Linked DNA regions of Homo sapiens: region 1 is linked to region 2. A link is an interaction called in ENCODE POLR2A ChIA-PET data of the cell type or tissue named here. Cell type or tissue: GM12878. All regions are shown on one strand. Links, peaks and the distances in the headings refer to the core of each region. The heading gives the core; the rest is flanking DNA.

Region 1 (7,746 bases), core at 2,322-6,321, 250 kb after region 2:
GTACGTAAAGTGTCAAGTCAGTAAATATCAATGATTCAATAAACAGGAGCTTTTTTTTGAGACAGAGTTAGGGACACACTTGTTGCCCAGGCTGGAGTGCAATGGTGCGATCTTGACTCACCGCAACCTCCGCCTCCCGGCTGCAAGTGATTCTCCTGCCTCAGCCTCCTGAGTTAGCTGGGATTACAGGCATGCGCCACCATGCCCAGCTAATTTTGTATTTTTAGTAGAGACAGAGTTTCTCCATGTTGGTCAGTCTGGTCTTGAACTCCCGACCACTGGTGATCTGCCCACCTTAGCCTCCCAAAGTGCTGGGATTACAGGCAAACAGTAGCTATTTTTAATCCCAGCACTTTAGGAGGCAGAAGCGGGCAAGCTCAGGAGTTTAAGGCCAGCCTGGGCAGCATGGTGAAATCCCACCTCTACAAAAAGTACAAAAATTACCCAGGCCTGGTAGTGCGCATCTGTAGTCCCAGCTACTCGGGAGGCTGAGGTGGGGAGGATCACTTGAGCCCAGGAGGTCAAGGCTGCAGTGAGCCAACACTGCACCACTGCATTCCAGCCTGGGCAAAAAAGCGAGACACTGTCTCAAAAAACAAAAACACATTAGCTATTTTTCTGGCATCATTCCTTAAGGTAGAAGGCTTTGTTTCTTGCATATGATCTTGTATATAATAAACAAAGTAGCTTTTGCAAATTATGTTGTCTAAAATATTATAAAAAGATGAAAAATAGGATGGTTTAAACTTGTCCTAAGTTTTAAAATATTCTAACAAAATTCGCATGTCAATTTGCAGGACTTATCACAAAGACTTTGGTGTCTGACCAACCAGTTTCATACTAGCTATGTGACACTGGGCAATTTACATAAACTTTCTATAAATTTTAATATTTTCACCAATTAAATAGAGGCAAGAATATCTAATTAACATGAATGTTTAATGGAAAATGTTTATCATAGAGCCTGGCAAATATAGGCAATATAAGTTATAACCATAGAACCATAATGTTATCCAATTCAACTTAAAATTCACTAACACATTCAATAAAAATATATTTATTACCTACTCAATACCAAGATGCTGGAATAGTCTAGGTGAAAGGCTATTTCTAGATGCTGGAATAGTCTAGATGAAAGGCTATTTCTATCATTCAGTAGTATGAAATCAAGCTGATTTGGGGTGACAGGGAAGAGGTAGTTAGGAGATGTGTTGAAGGAGCATGGTTGAGAAAAAAGTGGACAAATGAACAGAAAATAAACAGTTACTAAAGAATCCAGTGAGAGATTAATGTGCGCAAACTGGCTGATGTAGAACATAAATTAAAAGAAAGAGAACGGATACTCCACAAATAACTGAGTTTAGGCATTGGACAATTTAAATATTGTTAACACCACCTAAGTAAAAGATCTTTGATGCATGTTCACAATTTTCATTTTATAAATATTTTTAAAGTTATGTTTTCTATTTAAAAATACATCACCTAATATTAGAATTTACTGAATTCCTTGATGGTGTAAATAAGCATAACATTTTGGGTTCTAACTACCTTTTGGAATATAACTTTACACTGATCACAGAAAATTTATAATTAAAAGTATAGGTAATTGGCATATTGACTGGAAAGGGGCATGAAAAAACTTTTTAGGGTAATGGAATTGTCCTATATTTTGATTAGTATATTAGTTACACAGACATAGACATTTGTCAAAGCTCATTAAGTAGTATACCTGAGATCTGTGCATTTTACAGTTTAAGTGTACCTTAATTAAAGAATTAAAGATACACACATGCACACACACACACACATATATTGACAGATATACTCTTTTTAATTTTAGGCAACTGGTCCTCAAAGGCTACTGAAAAGACAAGAGAGATACCTATTAGATACCATAACAATTTAAATGAGGTAATATAAGATCAAATCCACTGATTTGCTCTTAACTCACCTACAGATTGTTTCATTATAGGAAAATTATATTCCTAATTGTGCAAATTCATAATTCAATTTGCTCATCTATCCAAGGTGATATACGATCTTAATTCTAACTTCATTTGTCAAATTCTCTAAAACAAAGATATGTGAAATGTTCCTTGTGTTTAAGAATCTCAGATCTTTGGAAGATATTTCATATGTGGCAGCTAAATTTATAAACTCTAAGTATAGATTAGCTTTATTTAATTCACTAAATCCACTAATGATTTTTAAAAATCTTTGTATCTCATTTAAATCATCTACACTACCTCTTAACACTACTTATCCACCCACCCCCGAAAAACTTAAGTTGAAATAGTAATAAACTTTAGTTGAGAATACAAACTGGAGAAGCTAGCTAAAACCACTAACAAACTCTTAGCTATATATTAATTATATTAATTAAAATATACTAATAGGTATTGTGGTAATGCTAGCAGCAAAGTGTCAATACACAAAAGACAGTTAGGGAAGGGAGAATGTGAAGAACAGCACAGGTGGATTTTATGGACCAGGACTATAAATGGCACTCATCACTTCTACCCTTATTTCTGCTGGCGGAACCCAGTCACAAGCTCCACTGACATGCAAGGAGATTTGGGAAATGCAGTCTCTGTCAGCTAGCCCAAACTCTAAGAAGGCAAAGGAAATATGTATTTTGGGTGGAGATCTAGCCATCTTACCACACTATGGTGGTCCAGTAGAGGTCTATCAAAATATTAATTCACAGAAGACTAAAGACACATTTACAATGAAGGTTTACAAAACTTATCTGCAAAGAAAAAGCCAGAACATGTTTTATTGTGGAATAGTTCTAAAATTGCTTATAGATGAAAAGAACAAAAACAAATATTTAAATCAGTCACCTCTAGAATAGTGAAAGGCCAAAAACTGCATTTCAGAAATGAAATATCACTCTGGGAAAGCTTTCTGTTTTTACATGTATTCCTTTCTAAACTCTGTCAAGCCAACAGTTTTATAAGTCATCTTTCCTCACAGAGTCAGCTCATGACATACTGAGTAAATCTGAGGCTGGGAAAAAGGGCATAAACCTTCCCTTAGACCAGAAGAGGAAGGCATAGCAAAAATTGTCTATTTCTTACAGAACAAAAAGAAAAAAATGTTTACTACCTTATTTTTCAACTTCCTGGGAGATACAAAGGTACAGAGAGAGTGGTTCAGAACCACACTTCAAAAGTATTTTTGCTCGCTTTGAAAAAAAAAAAAAAACCACAAAGTGCTGTTTTGAAATGGGGTCTAGCTCACTTATCTTTACAAAGCTCTCCCCTAAAATCAGAACTACATGCCAAAAGAAGAAATACAATTTTATCTGTGAAATACTAGTACATTTTTGTTTCTGCTTAAAAGGGCTCAGGGATCTGGGGGCTAATTAACCTTCCACACTGGATATTATAGCATTTTCTCAATGAATGAAAATAAAGACAATATTATTTTTCTCTTTATTACTATATTCCTGAGTGAATAACATGACTTGAGATCCCAAGAACCTTCATATTTTAGTATGTTTTGAATCTACTGAAGATCTTATTATCCAAAAAAGGTACTGAAAATAACCTAAGAAACCTTTAATTATCAGCAATCCCATTTCTCTCAAGAGTGAGGTTTACTATACATCTTTTTAATAAGACAGCCTTCAGTAATGACATTTTCAATAATGTAATATCTAATAATATAGAAACAAAAATTCAAAGAATGTCTTCATGCTTTGCAAAATTCTATCTCTGCTACTCAAAAAGTACTATTATCTTCTTTGCATAGCAGATGAGAAAATAAAATAATATGGTAAGACATATTACTGCATCTGCTTAATAGTAGTCCTTAAGATTTTGGTGTCTGTAAAAGCTAATTACCACACTACCATTAAAAACTAAATTATTTTGATTCAATGAATTTGAGCTCTTCTCTTGTGATAAACCTTTCAAATACTATATTAGAGCTATGCCTTCAGTAAAAAATAAAATTCATTAAAACTCAATTCAAAACTCAAAGTTTGGTGGGTTTCCAAAAGCAAAGTATGAAAACACCAATTTCCCTGTGGAGTCTTCTTTGACACCCCCAGGCAGGCTTGTTTCTCCCCCCCAACCCACTTACCAGACTAGATGACTCTTGGCCTCATTTCCTTTTATTACTCTTTTGTGAACTCTGTAAGGCAGGTGTATTAGGGTTCTCTAGAGGGACAGAACTAATGGAATAGAGATATATGAGGAGTTTATTAAGTACTATCTCACACGATCACGAAGTGCCACAATAGCATGTCTGCAGGCTGAAGAGCAAGGAGAGCCAGTCCAAGTTCCAAAACTGAAGAACTTGAGTCCGACGTTCAAGGACAGGAAGCATCCAGCATGGGAGAAAGATGCAGGCTGGGAGGCTAGGCCAGTCTCTCTCTTCACATTTTTCTGCCTGCTTACTTCTAGCCACGCTGGCAGCTGATAAGACTGTGCCTGCCAGATTAAGGATGGGTCTGTCTTTCCCAGCCCACTGACTCAAATATTAATCTCTTTTGGCATCACCCTCACAGACACAACCTAGATCAATACTTTGTATCCTTCAATCCAATCAAGTTGACACTCACTAGTAACCATCACAGTAGGTATTATATGCATTTATATTCATATTGGCTCTTCAGTGCCAATCACAGTGCCTGGCCCAGAGTGAGTACTTATCAAATGTCAACCAATTGAACAAATGGTTAAAAGTTGAGTAAAAGGCTTTTAATTAACTGTATTATTAAGTCAAAAGAAGGCAGTAGATGATAGAAGAGGAAAAAAATAACAGTTCTAGAATAGAAATGAAAATTATTACTTCTGTGCCTGACCCTAGATAGGGAAGTCATTCCTGTGCCTGTTTTACGTACTAAGTTAAAAAGCTGAACAAAATTATCTCTAATATCATTTCCATTTCTAAATGTATTTTTTTTTTAAATGAAATGATCATCATCCTATGTATACATATTAACACAGAGGCCAGGCACAGTAGTTCCTGCCTGTAATCCCAGCACTTTGAGAGGTCAAGGCAGGCAGATCACTTGAGCTCAGGAGTTCAAGACCAGCCTGGGCAACTCGGGAAAACCCCATCTCTACCAAAAATACAAAAAATTAGCTGGGCGTGGTGGTGAGCAACTATGGTCCCAGCTACTTGGGAGGCTGAGGTGGGAAGATCGCTTGGGCCCCGGAGGTGGACTTTGCAGTGAGCCGAGATCTCGCTACTGCACTCCACCCTGAATGCCAGAGTGAGACCCCCATCTCAAAAAAACAAAAAGAGAACAACAACAAAAAAGATTCACGTAGACCAAACATCCCTTAACCAATGTTCACTGAACTCACCAGATTAATCAAAGTTTTCTAACCCTCTGAAAAACACACCGTCTGAGCAAAGGCTCTGAAACTTTAGTGGGCCTTGGAATTACCTGAAGCATCTGTTAAAACACAGATTGCCATCCTCTCCTACTCCCACCGAGTTCACAATTCAGTATGTCTGCAGTGAGACCCCGGAATTTACAATCCTAACAAGTTCCCAGGTGACACTAATGCTGCTGACCCAAATATCCACTTTAGAGAACCACTACTCCATGGTAAGCACCCACTCACCTCTTTTCCTATCACTGAGTTGTCTGATTACCAAAGGTCAGGTTCCCAAACCTGTATACTCCAGTGAAATTGTTTATTGTACTTAAACTAGCTAATTATCACGTAAATGTACAAAAGGGATTCATTTTCAAGTTACCTGTTGAATTAGATGTGAAAATTCTGTGAAATATTGGGAGATAGTCATAAAAATCTTGGATTTTGTATTAAAATTTCCTCAAGTATCTTTAATTTTTCAGTCCCACTAAAACCAAAAATAGTAGGTGATGAACTGCATGGTGTTGAACATATCAAGGGCACAATGGACATGAGGAAATCTAGGAGTGATAGACATGTTCATCGTCTTGGCTGTGATGATCTTTTCTTGGATATGTGTATGTGGGATAAAATGTATTAATGTCTGCTATTTTAAAATGCAACAAAAGATGGATGGATATTACAAAACCATGTATAATGAAATATTAACAGAATCTAAGTGGTGAGAATATGGCTTTTCATTGTACCATTCTTTTAACTCTTCTATGTTTTAGAAAAATGTCAGAAGGTATCGGGAAAAATTAGTTCATAATCTTTGACAAAAAAAAATCTGCAACCTGCTTATAAGATAGTAGTTATTATGTGACTCCATTTTTTGCATATGTATGTTTGTGTGTGTGTTTACAGAAGTACATGTATATGTGGGCATATCATTATGTATGTTGCATATTTATCTGTGCCCTCTTCACCAGATCTGTCCTTCCAATTCACCTTAAAAATACTCAAGTCTTTCCTACCCCCAAACAATACAAAACAAACAAAAAAGAAACCCCCTCAAATTCTCGTCTCTCTCTTCACCTACTACTAGGTCACTTTTATTCCCTTTCGAAGCCATATTTCTTAAAGAGGTAAATATACGTTCTTTCTATGTCCACGTCTTCACCTACTCCATTATGGCTTGTGTCTGAAAGCTCCAGCAAAATGGCTCTTGCTCAGCATACCAATGATTTCTATGTCACTAGAACAAATGGACATTTTTCAATTCTCATCCCCTGTAGAGTGTAAAATATTAAATTCACCTACTTTTAAATTTGAAATGAGGGAAGGAAACTTTATTTGGTATGTAAAACAAGCTTTAAAAAGACTTCAGTTTCATATCATGGCCAAATTAGAATATAAAAAGGGGGAAACTAAAGGGATGAAATCAAGAAACAGGAAAAAAAAAAAAGAAGAAAAGAAGATAAAACTATAGCTCAAACAGTAAATGTCAATGGTCTATTTTCATTATCAATTAATTTTACTACATTCTGAAATTTTAGTTAACACAGTAATCATTCACATTTCTTCAACTGGCTTAGTCATATCTATAGAAGCTTTATCTATCTATAGAAGCTCTACCTTAAATGGGTCTTTCAAACCACCTATCTATGTAGAAATTATTCCCTGAGTTACAACAACAGTAACCAGAGAACTAGGTCCCCAAGCATCAGACAAATCCATCTGAGTATCAAAATTAGTGCAGAAACCATTTCCTAATCTTCAGACGGTACTCCCTCAAAGACTTGCACAGCACACTAACAGCATGTACCAGAACATCTCCAAGTCCTTCAATGATTACAGTGTATCAGGAATAGAAAATTCTGCAGTAAAATCAGCTCCTTTAAAAATAATCCTATGAACTGTAAAATAAAGTAAATTTCTTTGTAACATGGGCCTCAGAGATGAAAGACAGCCTTCAAATTTGAGACTAAAATGTGCGCAAGAATTTGAATTCGAATTGTATTTAAGCTGCAGGATGGTGGTTCCCAAACAGATCACTTTTTGTATGTAGTACCCTCATGTTTCTTCTTTTTTTGTATGTGAGACAGAGTCTCACTCTGTTGCCAGACTGGAGTGCAGTGGCACAATCTCGACTTACTGCAACCTCTGCCTCCCAGGTTCAAGAGATTCTCCTGCCTTGGCTTCCCAAGTAGCTGGGACTACAGGCGTGGGCCACCATGCCCAGCTAATTTTTGTATTTTTGTAGAGATGGGGTTTCACCATGTTGGCCAGGATGGTCTTGATCTCTTGACCTCGTGATCCGCCCGCCTTGGCCTCCCAAAGTGCTGGGATTACAGGTGTGAACCACCAAACCCAGCCTCATGTTTATTTTGAAGTTGAACATGCACTGGCTAATCAAAGAATTGTG
Region 2 (7,746 bases), core at 1,185-5,184:
CTGTTCCGGGCAAGGCCCCCGGCTTTCAGGACGCCACTTCGACAGCACTGCAGGAGGAGGCCAAGGTGGAGACGGTCGACACTAAATCCTTCTTTATGTTTGCCCCGAGTTTTGGGGGAAATATTTATCACTGAAGCGTTAAAAAGTGGGCTCCTCTGTGTCATGCATGTCACGGGCTCTGTTCTGCAGCGCCCCTCAGGGGCCCGTGAGCCTCCTCCTGGAGACATCCGCTGCAGGCGCTGGGTGGCTGGTGATTTCCATCCCACCAGCAATCTAAAACCTGTAAACACTGACGGCAGTCGGCCCAGGGGTGTGAGAAACTCGCAAATGAACAACAAATGCAGGGAGAGAAAGGCCAGACCAAATGGACTGATGTTTTTCACAACCACGGAGGGGTTTAATCCCTGTCCCAAACCATATGGCACACTCCACACCAGCCGGCGAGGGCGGGGGTGACTTGGCGGCGGACCGTGGAAGCAGAAAGGCAAGGCATTTTGTTTCCTTGTGTGCGCTTTTTTTCCCTTTAAATATTTACTTTTTGTGTTTTGCCAGGATGCATTTTCCATCCCATATGCACAACAGGCTGCCTTTGCAAATGGGGGCCTGGCTCGGGGACCTGTAATAGGATACTGATTCTTTCACGTCGTCGGGGGCTGCTCTTCCCACCTCCCAGGGTGATGGCGAGCAAAACCCGCTGCAGATTTAGTGTGTAGGTCTGGTGACTCCAGAGAAAGGGTAGGTGGTCTTGATCCCTGTCTGTCTTTTCCTCAAGTGCCCCGTTGGCAGGACCCCAGACCCGCATCCACCGGGTTAAGTGAGCCCCTGGTGGGAAACGCTGACCTTGCCAGGAGGTAGAAGTCCCACCCGCCTTGTTGGGCCTGAGGCTGTGGGTGGGCGGGGAAATAGCCAACCACGCAGGAGAGGGGAGTCTCTGGCTTGGAGGCAGCTGATGGGGCATCCTTCACAAACTTTCCACCCACAGGAGAGGCAGACCGGGAACAAAAGTGGCAAGAGGGGTGGGCGGGCCAAGGGAGAGCAGCTGGAAGAGGGGATGGGGTGCTGGCAAATTCCCAAGGGAAACAGAAATGTACCATACCAACATAAATAAATTAGTCCCGGGCCGCGAGCCATGTTTGAACCAGAATAATGTAAGCAATCAAATGCTTACTGTCTCTGATTCACTCAGCCTTCCAAACACATTACTTAACAGAAAATGGAAGGGTTTGTCATAAAGATGTGTAGTAGTTGCACAATGCTGGCCACGTGGTTAGGGGTGGGCTTGGAGCTGGCAAATACAGATGTCCTCAACTAAAAATACACAGCCCTGGCATTTTAAAAATGGTTATGAGAGATGAGGGCTGGAAGAAACATCCTGGTATTCTCAGGACGTCTCTGAAGGGTCCCATTTGTTCCACATGCAGCCAGAGGGGAAGCAAACTTTCAGAGGTGCCAGGCAGAGGACACACTTGTCACCATGGGGAGACACTGATATTATTGTCCTTATTTTCTAGGGCAGGGTTGCTTTTTTTTTTTTTTTTCTGAGGCAGGGTCTTGCTCTGTCAACCAGGCTGCCGTGCAGCGGGGTGATAATGGCTCACTGCAGCCTCAACCACCTGGGCTCAAGTGATCCTCCCACCTCAGCCTTCCCAGTAGCTGGGACTACAGGAAGGGGCCGCCATGCAGGGCTAATTTTTTGTACTTTTTATATACACAGGTTTCCTCATCTTGCCCAGGCTGATCTTGAGCTCCTGGGCTCAAGCAATCTGCCTGCCTGGGCCTCCCAAAGTGCTGGGATTACAGGCGTGAGACGCCGTGCCCAAGGATTTCTTAAACTGTAGTGTGCATGGGTATATAAGAACAGGTTTGTGAATCTGAATCCCAGAGATTCTGATTCAGTAGTCTGGGTGGGACCTGAACATTTAAGTTTTTTATAAGCTCCCAGGCAATGCTGGTGCTCCCGGCCCATGAACCACGTTTCAAATTGTACTGTCCTCAATGAGTGACACTCATGACACTTGTCACGTTATTCAACCTGGGTAGCTGGATCCTCTGTGCCAGCTTCCCTGCCAATACATAATGTTTCTTGTGTTCTGATGGCTAGCAATGGTGCTAAGGTCAGCTGAGCCTGGACTTGTCCTCAGAATCCTTCCTGACACAGTCCTCTTGGCAGCCACCACCATCAGCCAGAGCTGGCATTCAGATGAAAACTACTTGTCTACTTTGAGTGGGTGTAATGGGAACTGGTCTAGCAGTTAGAGAAGGCCTTTAACTAGTGTGGGGACATAGGATGAGGTTTTTAACCTTGCTGTATTAGTTCCCTCACCTGTAATGAGAGGGCTGGATTGCACGCACAGTTCTCAACTGGGATAATCCTGAGAGTCATATTGTATTAGTCAATATGTTAGCTCAGGCTGCCATAACAGGGTGGCTTAAACAACAGGAATTTACTTCCCACAATTCTGGGGGCTGGAAGTCCAAGATCAAGGTGCTGGCTGATTTGGTACCTGGTGAGGGCCTGCCCCCTGGCTTGCACATGACTGTCTTCTCACTATGTGGGTTCTGGAGGCTGGAAGTCTGAGATCAAGGTGTCAGCAGGTTTGAATTCTCCCGAGGCCCATCTCCTTGGCTTGCAGACAGCCGCCTTCTGGCTCTGTGCTCACGTGGTCATCTCTGTGTTGCCTGTGTCTGGTGTCTTTACTTATAAGGGCACTAATCCCATCATGAGAGCCCCACCCTCATGCCCCCTTCTAAACCTAATTACCACCCAAAGGCCTCACCTCCCAATACCATCACACTAGGGGGAGATTTGAACATATGAATGGGGGAGACAGGCACACAATTCAGTTCATAACACCTATGAACAGCTTGCTCTAAAGCACAGCTTCCTGTGTCCCTGCTCTAGAGATTCTGATCCAGGTCCTTTGGGTGGGATCTGGGAATTTCTATTTTCCTCTGGTGCCCCACATGATTCTCAGCCTCAGGCAGGCTGGAGAGGCTCTGGGTGAGTTGATGGCTGAGTTCCTCAGTTCCTGAGCAGTGAGTAAGCTGTGGGATCCTCCAGACCCCCAACAGTGGCTTGTCACATCTCTGCATGAGCACTTAGCCCACACCTCTCTGTAACACTTGGCAGAGTGTGGGAAGGAGGGACTGCAACTTATCCCTATGCAGATCTGTAACCCAGCACTGGGTGACCGTGCTGGAGCAAGGCACACAGTAGGCACATCATTAATGTGTACCGAGGGCCTCGCCTAGGACCCCTTCTAACTTCAAAACTCTTTAAAATGTGTAAATCTTGTTCAACGAGCTCTCAAAGGGGTTTCTGATGTTATTTAGGGAAAGGCAGTGCGGCCGCTTTTGTTTTTACTGTCCGGGAGGCTTAAACAACAGCAAGCACATTTACATTGCCCTCGTCTCCCTGAGCAGCAGAAAGTGAAACAACTTGAGCTGTGACTAGAAAATGAATATAAACAAGCACAAAGAACAGCCCCGCCTCTGCCAGCCCTCTGGCCAGCCGCTGCTTTCTACCATTCCTGGTGACTGCAAAGCACTGGTAAGAGCAAGTGATAACTGAGGCTTCTTAGGACAATATAATGCAAGAGAAACACTTTTCCACATTCCTTTAATTCTCTTATTCCCACGAAGAATAATCAAGTGAGGAAAGAGAAGACAATGTGGAAAGAGTTTTCTTTATTAAAAGCAGGGCTAAGAGGAAGAAATGCAAAGTAGGTGAACTGATGTATAGCAAATATAAACCCTTCTGAAAAAATCAGAATGTGATGTCACTACTCACCTATTAGGGAAGCTAACATTTGAAAAAGGTGGCAGTATCAGCTACTGGTGATGATGTAGAGAAAGTGGATCTCTCTCATGTTGCTGGTGGGAGTGTAAAATAGGATAAGCATTCTGGAAAATTGTTTTGCAGTTTCTTGTAAAACTAAACATGCCATATGGCCCAATGACTGCACTCCTGGGCATTTATCCCAGAGAAATTAAAATTTATGTCCACAGAAACTCAGGTATAGGAATGTTTAAATTAGCTTTATTTGTAACAACCCCAAATGGTAAGCAACCCAAATGTCGTTTAGTGAATGAATGGTTAAACAAACTGTGGAATATCCTCACCATGGACTACTTCTCAGCAAGAAGAAAGCAGCATCAATGCACACAGCAACTGGGATGGATCTCTCAGGAATCACGCTGAGTGCAAAAGACAACCTCAAAAATTTCATACTGCATGATTTTATTTATTTATTTTTTTCAGACAGTTTCACTCTGTCGCTCAGGCTGGAGTGCAGTGGTGCAATCTTGGCTCACTGCAACATCGGCCCCCTGGGTTCAAGCAATTCTTGTGCCTCACCCTCCTGAGTAGCTGGGATTACAGGCATGAGCCACCACGCCCAGCTAATTTTTGTATTTTTAGTAGAAAAGGGGTTTCGCCATGTTGGCCAGGCTGGTCTCAAACTCCTGACCTCAAATGATCTGCCTGTCTCGGCCTCCTAAAGTGCTGGGATTACAGGCATGAGCCACCATGCCTGGCCTGCAGGATTTGATTTTATATAGAGACAGGATCTTGTCTGTTGCCCAGGCTGGAGTGCGGTGGCACAATCGTGCCTCACTTGCCTCACTGCAGCTTCAAACTATGGGCTCAAGGGATCCTCTTGCCTCAGCTTCCTGAATAGCTGAGACTCTATTTTTATTTTATACTAAATAAAAATATATTTTTATAGAGATGGGGTCTGTCTGTGTTGCCCAGTCTGGTCTCAGACTCCTGAGCTCAAGCGATCCTCCCACTTCAGCCTTCCAAGTAGCTGAGATTACAGATGCAGGCCACTGCACCTGGCAATAATTTTACAATGACAAAACCACAGAGATGAAGAACAAGTTGTGGTTTCCAAGGGTTAAGGTGGTGGTAGGAAAATGGGGAGAGACAAGTGTGGCTATAAAGAGGCAGCATAAGGATCTTTGTGATGGTGATTCTGCAATTTTGGGTCTGGGTATATACTCCAGAAAATCGAAAGCAGGAACTCCAATGGATATTTGTACACCCATAGCAGCATTATTCACAATAACCAAAAAGGGAAACAACCTAAATGTCCATCAGTGGATGACTAGATGAGCAAAATGTAGCATGTGCACACAATGAAACTTCATTCAACCTTAAAACAGAATGAAATTCTGACACACGCTGCAGCATAGATGACCCTGGAAGACATGCTAAGGAGACAGGCTGGACATGAAAGCTTCAATATTTCATGATTCTGCTACCTGAGGTCCCTAGAATAGTCAAATTCGCAGCAGCCGAAAGTCGAGCAGTGATGAGCAGGGCCTGGGGACGGGGGAACCGGGAGCTTGTGTCAAATGGGGACACAGTTTCAGTTTGAGGTGATAAAAAATCCTAGAGATGACTGGTGGTCATGGTTGCACAAAAAGATGTGAATGAGGTTAATATCACTAAACTGTGCACTTAAAAATTGTTGAAATGGTAAATTTATGTTATGGATATTTTACCACAATTAAAAACAAAGCATTACTAGAGGTAAATAGGGTCACACACACAAAAAAGGCAAACGTTGTCAAATACTTCCTCTCACTCACTATATTTTTTCTTTTGGCTCCAAAGATGAGTCAGTTTTACCACACATTTAAGTAAAATAATAACAGAAGGATGAATGGAAAACTGAAATAGTGCCAAGCAATGATTAGAAAAGTTAAACTTTCAGCCTGGTATTTGCAGCTCTGTGCATTTCAACCTAAAGTCACAATTCCTGTTGTATTTACTTCTCTGGCTTCATGGAACTCAGTCTGATGAGGCTACTGTGGTGTTCTGAATGCACCTTATTCTTTCCCGACTCACACCGTTTGTTCTCCCTCGAATGACCTCTGTTCTCTTTTTCTTCTCCACCTGTCCAAATAGTACCGTCCTCCAGATTCAGCTCAAATTCCACCTTCCCCAAGACAGTAATTCGGTGATTTCTCTCCCTCCTCTACTCACCAGTTTTACTTCTTGTCCAGATCCGTGTTTCGGAATAGGCATTTTTTTTTGGTTAGATTTACAAATGCAGGTTTTGTATTCCTCCAATTAGTGTGTAATATCCTCAAGGCACAAAACAAGTCATCAATCTCTTTGTAGCCACCAAATAAGTCAGTGCTGTGAATTTCAGAGTGGGTACCTGGTAAACTTCTAGAACCGATTAAACAGAAGTTTTCATCCATTTCCCTATTCAATTCTGAAACATTTGGGAAAAAAAATATAAATGAAAGAACTTAGTGAAGACCTGGTCTATGAAGGATGGAGATACCTTAAAAATTCATGTTTATAGGCCGGACGCGGTGGCTCACGCCTGTAATCCCAGCACTTTGGGAGGCCGAGGCGGGCGGATCACGAGGTCAGGAGATCAAGACCATCCTGGCTAACACGGTGAAACCCCGTCTCTATTAAAAATACATAAAAATTAGCGGGGTGTGGTGGCGGGTGCCTGTAGTCCCAGCTACTCAGGAGGCCGAGGCAGGAGAATGGCGTAAACCTGGGAGGCAGAGCTTGCAGTGAGCCGAGATTGCGCCACTGCACTCCGCGAGACTCCGTCTCGAAAAAAAAAAATCATGTTTATAGGAACTTTCTGATTTTTGAGAGTAGTGAGGAAGTACTGGGATAAGAGATTTATGCTTTATAAAATCACAGATGGCTAGAACTGCAGGGAACCTTAGTCATTATCAACTGCAATGTCTATATCTCACAGAACAGGAAACAAATGCCCAGAAAGTCAGACACTGACCAAGAAACACACAAATGGTGCAGAGCTGGGTCTAGAACCCATGTCTTCTTCTAAGTTCCCACTTTTTTTTTCACTAACCACTGCTGCCTGATGGAATTATTTTGTTTATGTATGGGATATATGGTACATAGAAATGAGAAATGTCCATTATAATTTTCCACCTATGATGAAGCACATTAAATTAATGGTAAAAATAACCTTGAATGTTGAAATTAGTAGGTCTGTGGATGTAAACATGTTGTGCTGGCTGAGCTGAGATGAAGATGACCATTTGTGGTGTGGAAATGAAGACCACCCAAAGAGAACAAGCAAAGGCTATTTATTCAGAGCTTGCCATTGCTTGTATTTGGCAGAGACTCAAAGGCAGGCAGAGGAGTGGGAAAGCTTTATAGTGGAAACAAGCGAGAGCTTCAGGTGTGTCCTGGTAGGAGGCTGTTGGCCTGGGAAGCTGGAGGTGGGCTAACCAGAAGTGAGATCTCATCCTATGAGATTGGCTCAGGAGGATATTTGGCTTTCTTGGTCTGCTCCTAAGTTGGGAGTGGGGACAAAAATTAGGGAAGTTGTCAGTTATTAGTCAAGTCCTGGGCTTTTTGGGCTAGTTGTTTCAGAGGTTATTGTTTGGCCTCTTGGGCCAGTTGCCAGAGATAGTGGTCTGACGTGTAGATTGTTGCTGGCTTTCTGGGCTGATTCCTATAGGTCACGGGTTGGTTTCCTGGTCTGGTTGCTGCAGATGGTGGGTCAGAGTTTTCATTCGGTCTGAGCATTGCCTGTTTGTATATTCAGTCTCTCCGCAGTTCCGCTTAAGGAAATTGGCTGCTTCTTGTTCTGTGAATGAGCATCACCCTCCTTAACCTGCCTTTTATAAGTCACAAGGCCCAGACTAAATTGAAGGGGCACGTTCAGGAGTCAAGTATGTTTTCCTGCCTGCTTGTCCTCAGGGAGCAGATCCTCTGCTGTATACGATTTCCCCAAA

The links. ChIA-PET counts read pairs that join two places held together with the same protein. Peaks named below come from ENCODE experiments on the same cell type or tissue, not always from the same donor. Only the 100,000 strongest peaks of a DNase experiment are listed, where the experiment ranks them.
Region 1: POLR2A ChIA-PET joins it to region 2 with 6 read pairs; 2 of 35 experiments call an interaction of 5 or more read pairs at or near these places.

What each region holds. Positions count from the first base shown.
Region 1 is chr9:95,883,530-95,891,275 of GRCh38, reverse strand. All of the region lies in intron 2 of ERCC6L2 (ERCC excision repair 6 like 2), which reads right to left. Among named protein-coding and RNA genes, the nearest start is that of ERCC6L2-AS1, 11 kb to the right of the region's middle. In GM12878, for the core only: no CTCF peak of the experiment used is centred there; no DNase peak of the experiment used is centred there.
Region 2 is chr9:96,133,211-96,140,956 of GRCh38, reverse strand. No RefSeq gene overlaps it. Among named protein-coding and RNA genes, the nearest start is that of HSD17B3-AS1, 110 kb to the left of the region's middle. RefSeq lists an enhancer at 3,296-3,590. In GM12878, for the core only: no CTCF peak of the experiment used is centred there; a DNase peak (open chromatin) is centred at 3,416; H3K4me3 peaks cover 803 bases; H3K27ac peaks cover 1,005 bases.